2 separate regions of the Mus musculus genome follow, and region 2 is linked to region 1. A link is a contact called in ENCODE Hi-C or POLR2A ChIA-PET data. All regions are on one chromosome and are shown on one strand. Each heading gives the region's core, a stretch centred on a gene start or an enhancer-like site at or near the end of the contact. The rest is flanking DNA. Distances are from core to core; before and after follow the strand shown. Region 1 holds the start of Il17rd (interleukin 17 receptor D). Region 2 overlaps Il17rd (interleukin 17 receptor D).

Region 1 (6,836 bases), core at 3,387-5,886:
AGTGGCCTGTACACAGACGGCTAGATTTTATGGAGAGCAGTTTGGAAGTAGTGAACAAAGTTGGAAGCTCAATGGAGGCAGTAAATGAGACTGCCTGGAGGGTCCCTGGGAAACCTTGTGAGACATTACATAATGGCAGCCAGCAGGGGTGGAAGAATTTATTATAGATTTCCACTTTAAGTGTATCTATTTATGTGCCCCGAAGGCCAGTGGAACCCTGCAAGGAAAGAAGGGGTGAGCACTTGTATGTACCCCTGCCTCCACTACACCACAGAGGTCTCCACCTGTCCATCAAGATGTGGGGGATGCAGCTCCACTGTCCCACCTGAGGCCTCCAGGCTGCTTGGTGAGGAAAGGAAGCAGCCTGCAGCAGGCACTTCCTCAGGTTTCTCAAAGCTGTTCCCTAGCGCATCAGATGTGCACCTGAGTTATCTTGTATATGAACTAGGCTCACTGCCTCGCTCTGTTTTTGCAAGCTGTTACTTTCTCCTCCACATGAAGCAAAATGTAGCTTATAGGTAGAAATGTAGAATTTCCTGGGCCACAGCCTTGGGTAGGAAGAGAACTGTCAGAGCACAGCTACCAGTCTGTGCTCCACTGCCTGGTGGGAAGCATTTCTCTCTCTCTTTTTTTTTTTAACTTGGGAATACAGAGGCCCTCTGGGGGTAGAGCTGGACACCTGGCACCTAGAGGTAGAGGCTGGAGGATATTGAATTCCAGGTCAGCCTAGGTTATATTATAACAAGTTCCAGTCTGGGATACACAGATCCTAAATGAATTAATAAAAAAATTAAAACCACAGCAGCTGGAGGTTTTCTGGTTAAGACTTTATACTGCGCTGGGCAGTGGTGGTGCACACCTTTAATCCCAGCACTTGGGAGGCAGAGGCAGGCTGATTTCTGAGTTGGAGGCCAGCCTGGTCTACAGCGTGAGTTCCAGGGCAGCCAGGACTACACAGAGAAACCCTATTTTGACTCTCCACCATCACCACCATTCTTAGCCCCTGCAACAGGCAGCTCACAGTGGCCTGTAACCCCAGTTCCAGGGAAGTCTGAAACCTCTGACCTCCACTGGCACCTGAATTCACGGGCACATACATTCTCCACCTCGATACACACACACACACACACATAACTTAAAAACAACTAATCTTAGGGGTGCTTAGGGGAATCTCAGAGGCTAAGAGCACTGGTTCTTCTTCCAGAGGACTCAGGTTCAGATCCCAGTGCACACACTGCAGCTAACAACCATCTGTAAATATGCTAGGCAGAAAATTCCAGAAAAAAAGCAATCATGCGTTTTAAAATCTGCCCTGAGTCCATTCATACAAAATAGCATGCCGTCTTCCAGGGAGGATGTCCCCATAGTCTCGAGCATTTGAATATTTGGTCTCCAGTCCTTGTTTTGGTGGGCTTAGGAGGCGTGGCCTTGTTGAGGGCTTTTGTCACTGGCTTTGAGAGTTTAAAGTCTGGTGCTACTGGGTGTCTATACTCTCTGCTATACTTGCAGGCTCAGGAGGTGAGGGTTTGGCTTTCTCCTCCCGTGTTGCTCCTTAGCTCCAAAATTATGGACCCCAACCCTTTGGAACCATAAGCCCAAATAAACTGTGTCTTCTATACACTGCCTTGATCATGGTGGATTATTATAGCAATAAAAAGTAACTAATACAGGTATCCTAGATGGAACGTTGGAATCAAAAAAGGGTATTAGTTGAAACTGAGAAAGTCGTGGGTGGGTGAGATGTCTCTCTTGCAGTCAAGCCTGATACCTGAGTTCAATTCCTGGGATCCATCTGATAAAGGGGAGAAATGACTTGCTCCTCCATGACTGTGTAGTGTAGTTGCCTGCCCTGCTACACACAAAATAAATACATTTCTTTAAGTTTAAAAGGTCCTGGAAAGGGCTGGAGAGATGGCTCAGTGACTAAGAGCATAGATTGCTCTTCCAGAGGTCCTGAGTTCAATTCCCAGCAATTCCCACATGGTGGCTCACAGCCATATGTAAGGGATCTGATGCCCTCTTCTGGTGTGTCTGAATGCAGCTACAGTGTACTTACATATATAAAGTAAATAAATCTTTTTTTTTTTTTTTAAAAGGTCTTGGAGAAAATATGAACAACCTTTTCTTTTTAGCTAATAGTCGTGGATAAGAACTGATATATTATTGGTAAAAATTCACTGTTCTAATGTAGTATATTAATAACAGAAAAGTAGGAGCAGGTAATATGGAGACTCCCTGTACTATCTTTTTTTTTTTTTTTTGAGACAGGGTTTCTCTGTGTAGTCCTGGCTGTCCTGGAACTCGCTCTGTAGACCAGGCTGGCCTCGAACTCAGAAATCCGCCTGCCTCTGCCTCCCAAGTGCTGGGATTAAAGGCGTGCGCCACCACGCCCGGCTTCCCTGTACTATCTTAATCTTTTTGTTTTTGTTTTTTGAAACAGGGTTTTTTTCTGTGTAGCCTTGGCTGTCCTGGAATTTGCTCTGTAGACCAGGCTGGCCTCGAACTAACAGAGGTCCACCTGTCTCTCCTTCCTGAGTGCTGGGATTAAAAGAATGCACCACAGCTGCTTAGCTTCTTCTTCTTCTTTTTTTTTTTTTTTTTTTTAAGATTTATTTATTATATGTAAGTACACTGTAGCTGCCCTCAGACACTCCAGAAGAGGGAGTCAGATCTCCTTATGGATGGTTGTGAGCCACCATGTGGTTGCTGGGATTTGAACTCCTGACCTTTGAAAGAGCAGTTGGGTGCTCTTACCCACTGAGCCATCTCACCAGCCGGCTGCCTAGCTCCTTAATCTTCCTACAAATCTACATTTTTCTTCCAAAAGCCTAAAACAGACTGCTGGCGCAAACTTAAGCCTGTGATCCCCACTTTCAGGAGGCAGAGGCAGAAGGCAAGACAGCTCAGGCTGGCCTTGGGCTACATCCCAAGAGCCTGGGGTGGGGAAGAGTCTTAGGCCAGGGTAGAAAGCTTGCCTAGCGTCCTGAGTCCTTACCACCACCACAAAGAAAACTAGTCTACTAACAACAACAAAAGCCTTGCAATAAATATGACCTTAAAGGGTAGAGAGAGAGGCCCGAGAGTTTGGCTCAGGGGTAGAGGGGTTTGGTTGCCCTGCACACAGAGGGGCCTTAGTTTGATCCCCAGTACTGAAAAAAAAAAAAAATCACACACACACACATCTATTACTAAGTTTAGTTTTATTTAGAACTTTAGTAGGGTTTGAGGTTTTTCCTTTTTTTAAAAAATGATTCTTGGATTCTAGTCATTAAAACCTGTGTTCAATTCATAACAACCACATTATGGCTCACAACCATCTATAATGGGAATCAGATGCCCTCTTCTGGCCTGCAGGTGTTCATGCAGATAGAATGCTCACATAAAACATAAAACAATAAAATAAAATTTAGAGAGAGAGGGAGATAAACGTGTGGGGGTATTTTAAAATCACTGATTATAACAAAAACACTGGGCCTGGATTGATTAGTAAGTTATGGAACACATCAAGGCAGGAGTGCATGTAGATTAAGGAGCCAATAACCTCATGGTTGTCTTAGTTTTTCACCAAAAGCTAGGTCATCCATCCTGACAATATCTCAGTCTGTGGCAGCTCTGAGCCTGGACAGCCTTTGCTAAGGGGACTTTGAATGCCTAGAGTTTAAAGGAGCGTGGGAGAAAAGCTCTGACTTGCAGATTCTTGCAAGGAGCAGTGTGCTTCTTGCATCTACTCAGAGAAAGCTCATCTGGAAGGGCAGTCTTCTGTGGACCTCGTGACCCCACGATGAGGACAGGTGCCTACCCACTGTGGCTGTCTTAGGGTTTTCCATTGCTGTGAAGAGACACCATGGCCAAGGCAACTCTTTTTTTTTTTTTTTTTTTTTGAGACAGGGTTTCTCTGTGTAGCCCTGGCTGTCCTGGAACTCACTCTGTAGACCAGGCTGGCCTCTAACTCAGAAATCCACCTGCCTCTGCCTTCCGAGTGCTGGGATTAAAGGTGCGCACCACCACCGCCCGTCTTGACTCAATCTTTATCTTTTTTTTCATAACTGTCGATTTGTCCATCCAGCAAGGCTATGTGACCTTATGAAAGTCAGTTCGTGGTTGTAGCCTTTATTGATTGCTTCCTACATGTTAACAGAACTCTCCCTGGATGAAGAGTCTTGTTCTTCATTTCGTCTTACTGGGAACAGCACTTTGGAGGAAGCAAATAATTTGTCCTGGGTCCCAGGAGTAAATGTAGAGACAGGATTTCCCTAGAGGCTTTATTATGACATTTCCTTGTCATTTCATTGGTAGGGTGCAAGAAGGAACTTGACATTTGAAAAGCAAGTACTTATTAAATCATTAATTTTAAAATTACTATTATTATATTCTTTGATTCGCCCCAAGTTTTTGCATGGAGAAGTCATTTGGACAAATCCTTTGGATTAAAAAAAAAAAAAAAATCCCTTAGTGCTGAACCTCCTGCTGTGTCAATCTCCGGTGGAAGCCAGAGTCTCCTGTGCATTGGGGCGGGGCCAAGACCGAAGGGCCGGGCTACAGGATCAGAACCAGGACGGAAAGCTGAGATTGAGGGCGGAACCTGGAGGAAAGAGGAGGGGCGAAGCCCGGCAGCGCATGCCCGGTGAGGGCTGCCAGCCTCGGCCGCCGCCGCTACCGCCGCCGCCCACTCGGGACTAGAGAGCGAGCTACAGGCAGCAACCTAGCGGAGACCGGCCCAACTGGGCGAGCGTACGGCCATGGCCCCGTGGCTGCAGCTCTGCTCCTTCTTCTTCACTGTCAACGCCTGTCTCAACGGCTCGCAGCTGGCAGTGGCCGCGGGCGGCTCCGGCCGCGCGAGGGGCGCGGACACCTGTGGCTGGAGGGTAAGGCGAAGGCTTCTCCGGGTTCCAGGTTACCTGGGGGCGCGCCGCGCGCACAGGTGTTCGCGCGCAGGCGAGCGGGGACCGCGGGGATCGCTGGACGCCGGATCCGCGAGCAACGGGGTTCTCAGCTTTTCTAGCCGCTCATCCTGCGTCTGGATCCCCGGGCGCGCGTCTGCAGGTCCCGGACAGGATGAAAGGGGCCGCCGACCCCTGGCTTTGTGTTGTTAATGAGGCGCGGCCGCTGGCTGGGGTCCGACTCCTGAGGGCGGGTGGCTGGGCGGAGAGGCGGGGGCCGTGCGCCCCACCCTTTGTTCCCGGCCCTCTGCCCGGGGGATTGGGATCTTCCGGGCAGTGCGCAGGACCGGTGCACTTCGGAGCCGGTGTGGGGTTCGTGCCCTGGACCTCCAGTCCACAGCTCTGCGAGGGCCCAGGGCAGCCAGGGAAGGGTGTCTGGAGTGCTAGGGAAGGATGCCCCCCCTTTCTCGCAGTTGCTTTGTTTCTTTTAGGCATCGCCGTCACCTAACTTTTACCCAATCGCCGATTCCGAACTTTTTGAGAAACAGCCTTTCGTCTAGCTAATGGTCCCCTACCCTACTCCCTACCCCCACGACCCAGCTTGAGTTGAGGATGTTTTTGTGGTCAAAGGGCAGCGAAAGTTTGCTCCGCCAGGTGTCCCAGACCTGAGACCATGGTGGCTTCCAGACTTTCTTTGGGAACTTGAAAGCCTTCTTCCCAGAGCTGAGTGTTCTTTTGATGCTGTCTAGATAGTGCGGTCCTCTGGTTTGCGGACTTTGAACCTCCCACAGAGACAAGGGTGCTGCGAGTCAGTCCACACACACCTTGAACCCTATTGTGAGAACACAGGCTTTGCACTCCAGCAACCAGGAGCTTGTTTTCCTCACCTAGAAAGAAGGAAGAGGGGGTGGGGGTGGGCGTGTTGTTACTGATTTCCCCAGGGCGCAGGGGATACACTGGGGCAGTTTACTTAGACCGACGGTGACTTACGTTTTTCGATGGAAAAGTCTGTTCAGTCTCAGTACAGACAAGACCCAGGACGCGACACCTCTTAGGGATACTTGGCTCACTTGCTTCTCTCTTAGAGGGAATCCCGGTTCAGAAAACCAGGTATGAGCCAGGCAGCTATGGTTCTTTCACGTTTCGTGAACGCCGTTACTTCTTCCCGTTTAAGTAAAACCTCACCATTTCTTACTGTGTTCCATTGCAGTAAAACATCACTGTTAGTTTTAACACATTCCAGATTTCTTTTACGGTAATCTCAACGTTGACCTATCAGTTTTTAGAAGAGTTCAGATCTGGACTGGTATCGGCTGTTGCTGCCTTCCTGTAATAGCCTAGAGTACATGCCACTTGTAAAGTTATAACACTGGGTCTAAGTGGTCTCTGAAGGAGCCGCAGCGGTGTTTGTGTTCGTTAGGAATGTATCGCTCGATGTGACATCCCCCCCCCCCCTTGATGTGGTTCATCAGGGTTATTGACATTCTTGTCCTCTTGGGACTGTCTACAGCCCTTTCCTTGAGTCCTCGTCCCCTTTCCTGGATGAGCCTGGGAGCTTCTGGGCCTTGTCCCGGATTCCAGGCACTTTCCCGCGGCCTGGCTCCTTCTGTAATTGCCTGCTTGGTACCCACCTGTGAGAGTAGGCCCAGCTTACCCACCTCCTTCACACCCATCTTTTCTGTCCCTCCCTCCCTCCCTCCCTCCCTCCCTCCCTCCCTCCCTCCCTCCCTCCCTCCCTCCCTCCCTCCGTGTTACTTAGCTTCTGATTGCTTTCACACTGCCAGGGTATGCTTGATTCTCTTCTGCCTTGGGAGCTCTCTGCTTGGCTTCACATCCAGCCCACGGGATGCCTCTTTAGGGAAACCCTCCCAGAATGCCGTGCCCTGCGTTTTACACTCAGGTCCCTTTCGCTGGTGCGCACCAGTTTTATGTGTTTTCTTTCCTTGGTGGCCCCAA
Region 2 (7,241 bases), core at 4,137-6,636, 37 kb after region 1:
GAATTTTATTTATTTTTTTATGGGCTACTCACAGAGCTGGTTGACTGCTTTGTAAACTCTTCTCTAGGAAACTGTCCTGGGCTTTTAGCTACTGCACCATTTTGATATTTAATGAGCAGAGAATTAAAAGTGCTTGTTTGTTGCCTGTTACTCAAAACCTATAAATGCCAAAGCCTGGGGCCTCAGGGTGTTACATTCTTAGTTAATTAACCACCCCCACTCGCTGCACTAACGGTAGCTTTTAATTTGTTCCAGAGGGAGCTGGGAAGCCCGGCCCTTACCTGAAGCTCTGCTGTGGAGTTTCCTTTGATTGGTGCGCTACAGTATGAGGTGGGGCTATGGAAGCAGCAATGAGAGCCCAGTGTTGTGCGCAGGACTGAGGGGGCGGGGAGGTAACTCTTCACTGCTCTAAAGGAGTAAAATTCAAGATGCAAAACTCCTATGCTACAGTCTAGCCGAAAGTCAAGAAGCAAAAGCTCGAGCACAAAACGGTGGCTGCAGGGTAGGATCCCTCCCGAGCACCAGGCCGATGTGGTCAGTGTGCAGAGAATGTCATGGGACTTAAAGCTCTCTGAAGACAGTGGTGTCCTAGGATGGTTGAAGTGCCATTTAGAACAGATTTAAGGCAAGTTGTCCGTTGTTAAGTATGGCACTCTCTTTTCCAAAAGAGAGCAGGCCAGGTGGTGAGGCGGGAACAGAACTACATTCAGTTGCTTGCAGTATAGTTCAGTTGGTAGAGTCTTGCCTCATATGCAGGAAGCCCTCCTGTGTTTGATCCTTGGTGCTGGCAAACTGGGTGTGGTGCCATGACACTGGCCTAGAATTCCAGCACTCAGGAGCAAGAGGAAAGAGGATTAGTTCAAAGGCATCTTGCACCAAATGGAGTTTGAGGTCTGCCTGGGCTAGGGACCCTGTCTCAAAAGAAAAAAAAAAAATCTTGACTAGGCACGGTGATCTGTAATCTCAGCAGAGGACAGGTGGATCTCTACTATGCCAGCCTGGCTTTCCATAGCCAGTTCCAGGCCAGCTAAGCAACACAAACCAAACAAACCATCAAAAAAACAAGAGTGCTCCCATTCAGAGCAGCTAAGGAACTTTGAGAAAGCTGGTAACAACGTTCAGTGGACAGACTACACAGTACACACCAGGAGTGAAACTTGAAAAGCACTCATACAAAAGAACTGAGGTCTGTGTGTGTGTGTGTTCTTTTTCTTTTTAAAAACACACCTATCCCACCATGGAGAAGCAAGCCCCTGCTTTCCAGTGTTTCTCATACATCACCTGGCTGCAACCTAGGCTCTGGAAGCTTTGCGGAGACGATCATTGATCAGAGTCACATGTCTGGTGCAATGCCAAACACTTGGGAGTCTGTCACCTCTTGAGTCCTACACTAGTCCTTCCTTTCAAATGGCTTTGTTCTCAGGGAAGTTCAGCAACCTGCCTGAGGCCACACATCGCCATGACGTCTGATAAACTTAAGCTCCACCCCCTTCACTCCAGATGACCTCTAGGCAAACCCGGCAGAAACCCAGCTCTTGGCAGGATGCCAAGGCCCAGCTCTGAGGGATCTGTGTTTCCTGCCTGCCTGAAGCCAGGTGACAGGTGACAGTGATTAGCTCTGGGTACTGAGGGGAGACTAGCCTGCCCTGGCACATGCTGTATGTGCATGCTACACTCAGATTTAGTTCATCTATGCTGTGGTTGGAACATGTACTTGTTGGGTCTCAAACCCAGGACAAGTGGCTAGCTAAGGTGCCTATTTAACATATCCAAGTGGACCTGGTCACCAGCGTCTCCCAGAATCCCTACGTACCTACCGGTTACAGGGTATGGCTGACACACACTGCGCCCTATCCTGAACTCTCCGGCTTGGGGACTGGGTTGACCTCCCAGCTCTTTTGGTTACCTGGCCTTTCGTCTACCCTTTACTCTCCTGGTCTTCCCTCTCCTCTCCTCACATGGTCTGGCTCAGGGTCATGCTCACTTTGGACTCTCCCAGATGTCCCTACCTCTGGCTATGTTCTCCTTCATGTCTACAGTAAACTTTATTCTTTGACCATACCCAAGTGCAGTCATGTCCATCCATCCATCCTTCTTTTTTCATTCAGCTTTTCATCCAGTTGTTGCTCTGAAAATTACCTTAAACTTCATGGGATAAGATAACACAAATTTTCTATCATTCAGGAGGTCAGAATTCTGAGTCTCAAGCTACTGATGTCAGTGTTGGCAGTGTTGACTCCGTGGTGCGGCGGGGAGAATCCATTCCTTGCCTGGCCCACCCTCTAGAGGCTGCCCAGTCTTTGGCTCAATAGCTCCTTCCTCTTCTGCCCTCAAGTATGTGATTCATTCTGTCTGCAGTCAGCCAGTCTCCCTCTTCATCCTCTCTCTGCAGTCACATCTCCGGTTTTCTGATACCAGCCCTTCAGGGTCTTCTAAGAGTCCTCACATCCCACCAGGATGACCCAGAACAGTGTCTCCATTTCAGCATCTCTGAACTTACTGGATTTGCACAGTCCCTTCCACTGTACGTAAAATAAGTCTCAGGTTCTAGGGCTTGGATGTGGGCGTGTTTAAGAGGTTTTTATTTCTGTCTGTCTTAATATAAAGGATAAACTGTTGTGAGCTAGCCTGGGCACAGTGTTTCTATGGCGGCTCCTGTGGAGCAGCTAAAACAGTTTGGATGTGAATAAGGGCAGCAGCCCCGTGGAAGATCTACTGCTCACATGCCGAGAGTCTCGAAAGAACATTAAAGGACTTAATACCTGTCAGAGGTCTTTAAAGTACTGGCAAGAGCTGGTAGCCAGGGAGGTACCCTGTTTTTGAGCTTCATTGGTTAGTTCCAGGGCTCCAGTTGTCTGTAGAATTAAAATCTCCACCACATTTGTGTTCCCAGAAGTGCCACACTCGTGGAATTGTATTGACTCCAGTAACTGAGTGGCCAGTGAATAGACAGGCAAACTGTGTGACCAGACTAGATAAGTCAGGCCAGTGAATAGACAGACAAACTGTGAGACCAGACTAGATAAGTCAGGCAGCCTGTGGGAGCAAGGCCTGGGTGATACGAAGAGAAGGGGATTCTGGGGAGACAGGAGTGCCTGAATGGAGTTGCAATGATTTATGGGGTCATGGCTGGGGTGGGGGTTGGTTGGGGAGTTAGGCAGTTAAGGTCACAGAATATGGTATAGTGGGAGCTGGTGAAAGACTGAGACTTTGGGAACAAAGGAAGAAAGATGATGGACATGTTTGTACCTCATCTTTATGCCAAAGCCACTTGAAGTCAAGGTCTGGGTCTGATTTGTAGCTAGACACTCAGTCCTGAGGGCTCAGCTCAGGACACATGGAAAACACCAGTGGGTGATGGGTAGGTGCCACACACTAGTCTCAGTGTCCTGGAAGCCAGCTCCCCGAGCCTCCTTGGACAGCTCCCCACATTTTAGAAACCTTATTTAGATTAATTTAGTTTTTTTTGTGCAGGGCACAGCACATACACAGCCTTTGCAAATGCCTGCTAAATGCTGTCAAAAACATGCCTCAATTGAAATGGAGGGGGAGCAAACAGAAGATAAGGGGAAAGCCACCCAAGGTCCCACAAGTCATGTACTTACTTGGTCACTAGAGCCCCTGATACCTGCTCTTAAATAGAATGTTTTTCCTGTTAAAAAATACTTCTATGTGGCTCCACCCTCTTCTCTGTCTCCCAGAAGGAAACTGCTGTGTACATTCTTTTAAAACAAACAAACAAATAAAACCATTCTGATACTGGATACTCTAGCATCAGGAGAGGGGAGCCGTTTCCCTCAGTTGCCAGCTGTGCACACTGACCTTGGCCTCTCCGCTGGTTTTCCTGTCTGGATGCTGCTCTTTTCGTCAGTGTTATAGCCCAGTTACCAGCCTCTCTCCTCTCAGGCTCCGTGTAAATCTTGTATGTGTTGTCCCTACACGTACACGTATTCATCATCCTTATTCACGTTTTGCCTTGCAGAGGAACCCTGTGTTTCTCTGCCGCTGCCTCTTTCTATTAGCCCTATGTGTTTTCTTCTCTAAATGAGGAATGCTTGGTGGGCAAGGGGTTTGCAGTTTACCTGTATCCAGTTAGTCACCTGTGAAAGGATGAGCAAGCAGCAGGCAACTTCACGTGGGTTCATTGCGTACTACCGCACGTACAGTAATGCCTGGCTCACCGTGGACCGTGAGTTTGTTTATATCCTGAGGCTCTGGAGGAATGGTGTGGTTGGCAGTTTTGAACATTCCTAGAGGGCTATGGGAATTAGATTGTCCTCTTCCTGTTTGTTACTTGGGTCTCTGCTTCCTAGAAGCCAGGCAGCTTCTGTTTGCACAGACCTGACACCTATGGAGTGATGGATGCTCTTATTTCACTGTCCAAAGTTTCATATCCTGAGATGAGTTCTGGAGTCTTACAGGATGCAGAGAAGAAAGGGCAGGGATAGGAAGCTGGAGCCCCAGGGGCTGCTTGGGGCGTCTTGTTGGGTTAGGCTTGGTACTTTTGCTTTCTATTCTTCACTTGGTGTGTCTGTGTGTCTCGTGCCTGCCTGGCTCTTTTCTAAACAGCCGTGATTTTTTTTTTCCCAAGGCCTGTGTATATCTGAAGTCAGGGATATGGTTTCAGTGGGCGTGCCTGGCTTTGGGATAAGCTGCGTGAACATGGCTGTAGCATATGGAAGTGATGGGGCTGTGGCCTGAAATCCTGCGCCCATCAGAAGTGTTCTTAATATTGTGTCTCAGTGTAACAGTTGCCCATTAAACACCAGGCTGCCAGCATATGGTTTTCCCCAACATCTTCCTTGTTAAGTGGAAACTTTAGCTGTGTGGTTAAAATATTTTCCCATCATTTAGCACTTTAGAATGAACATACTTTGCAGAATTCCCCAATTAATACCGAATGGCACTTTTGCAGATTATTAGAGAGAGATTTAAACAGAATCTTAGACCTGGCTTGCCAGACCCAGAGCAACCCTTTCTCCTCAGGATCAGCTTTGGGTCAGGAAGAGGTGGGGTCCTTGTGCAGATCTGGTGCCCCCTCTGTGGCTGCTGTCATTAGAACGGGAAGTCTGTTGGAGTTGTCACCCTACCATTAAGGCTACAGACGACTAATGGCCACATCACTGAGAGTTAAGAGTTGAACCTTTGAAAGTCTTTTTTCTTTTATGACCCACCCTGTGTATATCCAGCATAGGTATGGAGGCGAGGCAGTGAAGAATTTTCTCATTAAAAGTAATGGCTTATTCCCACGTTCATTCCTGGTCTTGGAGTGAGAACTGTTTTCCGTGGACTTGAGGAATTGCCTGTCTTGCCTTGCTAGAGCTTTCGGATGAGGCTGTCTGGTGGGCGAGTTTAATAGCCAATCAGAGGATCCAACTGGAAGGACTCCATCTGGCAGTCTTGGTCTCTATCCTAATTGTACTGCTAATGAATTATTTAACCCCTAAACAGACCAGTCTGTTCCTGTTATCTTAGGCAAAGAGTGCCCAAGATCCCTAGTGGGCAGCATTCCCTTGGACTGGAGGGTGTTTGGAGTGGGTGGGTGGGGTCATGGGGTAGTGCAAGGAGGAGCGGGCCTGTAGTACTGACCTGACCCTGGGCCTCTACAATGCTTTGTGTGTTTAGATTCTGTGGGGAATCTGTGCTGGGAAAGTAAGTTGGCTTTACTCTGAGTCCTGTTCTCTTGTTTTCCCACAGGGAGTGGGGCCGGCCAGCAGGAACAGCGGACTGCACAACATCACCTTCAGATACGACAGTAAGTAACCAGTTTGACCCACAGAGTAAGGGGCCCCTTCCAACATCCAAAGCTCACACGCTTGTAGTTTGTTGAAGACATTGCAGATCCTGGGGTGGTTTGAGGACTTTTCTGAGCCTGTTCAGGTTTGTCAACAGTTAAAGCATTGTAGTCTACATCAAGCTGCCAAAGTGTTTGAGAGCTTGAACAGGTCAAGTGTCTTCAACTCAGGATATAGCCTTGTCTTTAAGAGCAAACACACACACAAGTCTGTAGGTCGCACTAGGGGACAAGGATGGAGACTGTGGCAAACTGGGCAGTCTGTCTGATCTGAAGTGGGCACGGCTTCCTAACTCCAGCTCAGTGTGGTCTGCTGGAATTCCCACTGGGAGTGGCCAGATACAGTTTCTAAGAATAGCCAGAAGTTCCAGGAATAACTACCCCACTCCATAAAATACTTTTCAATATTGGCCTTTATTTAAGTTTTTTTTTCCCCCCTTCACAAACAGAGTGGGCCAATCAGATCTGTGTTTCAGCGTTGCCCAGGGGTCTCTAGTTAGCCATCTCTAATGTAGGCCTCAGTACCAAGTTCAGTTTCCTGTGTGACGTGTAACAAGAGATATAACTTGTCCTCAGCATCACTCGGAGGCTGAGATGGGGTAGTTCTTACATCGTCTCCCCTTATGGCAGGCTTGCTGTGGGTGCTCAGGAAACGCTGTCTGCTAGGGTTACAGGTTGGTCCAAGTGTGTGTGGATACAAGAAGCAGCATTTTTGGCTGAGGTTTCCTGACTGGATTGTTTTCTAAGGACAAGGTGACTTTCCCTCTGATTAAACATTTGCAGTCTGTTCTGAGCAGCTGTTGTCCTTCCTCGGAAGTTAGAGCTCCGAGTATTTTCACCATGTAGGCACTGATCTACACATGACTTGATCAGAGAGACCACCACTCCCTTTTGTTGGCTCTCGACTGCTCATTCATCTCTTAGAGAAGATCAGTGGAGCAATGAGCTGTCCTCTGACCAGGCTTGGCTTGTTGAGGTCTTGAATTCAGCCTGACAATGTTGAGATAGGAATACGTGTTTCAAATTCACATCCACAGATGCCAGCTTGAGTATTTTTAAGTTATATTGTAAGACCTACAGTGACGAGCAGGCACTTCCTTCCTGTCCGTGGCGTGTGTATGTTTTAGGTAAACGCCATGATGGGAATGGAAGATTTGCAGGCCTCTGGTCCTTGATTCTGCTAAGTAAAGCCCCGTGTAGAGGACTGCTCTTTGAGTGAGTGATTACTGATCTCTGCTCTCCGCCCCAGTGGGTCTCCTGTTAGAGTCCAGAGCTCATTTGCAAACAAACATTGGGTCTGTGATTTAATATGGATTTGTGTGTGTGTGTGTGTGTGTGTGTGTGTGTAAGCTATGCCTGCAGAACATATCTTATGTTTGTCTCTTTTGTTTTTGATTGTGTGTGTGTGCACGCGAGCTTTTGAGACAGAGTCTCATGTAGTCCAGGC

The links. Hi-C counts contacts between places; a loop is a spot of excess contacts on that map. ChIA-PET counts read pairs that join two places held with the same protein, here RNA polymerase II (POLR2A).
Region 2: a loop to region 1 is called in a map of heart, with 2.3 times the contacts of the local background. The contact joins the enhancer-like site here to the promoter of Il17rd in region 1. A Hi-C loop is called at or near these places in 11 of 37 maps with a recorded cell type or tissue (ES-E14, T-helper 1 cell, T-helper 2 cell and 3 more). POLR2A ChIA-PET finds 5 or more read pairs at or near these places in 5 of 5 experiments (Patski and embryonic stem cell).

Annotation. Positions count from the first base shown.
Region 1 is chr14:27,034,365-27,041,200 of GRCm38, forward strand. It overlaps Il17rd (interleukin 17 receptor D), which reads left to right and starts at 4,637. Exons shown (of 13, transcript NM_134437.3): 1 at 4,637-4,865. The coding sequence starts at 4,740.
Region 2 is chr14:27,070,654-27,077,894 of GRCm38, forward strand. Il17rd (interleukin 17 receptor D) reads left to right here. Exons shown (of 13, transcript NM_134437.3): 2 at 5,698-5,755. Among named protein-coding and RNA genes, the nearest start is that of Il17rd, 35 kb to the left of the region's middle. Within about 2 kb of position 5,387, at least 2 of the 3 ENCODE cell types and tissues checked have a DNase peak (open chromatin) inside an H3K27ac peak, as active enhancers do; they include heart, where a contact is called at or near this core.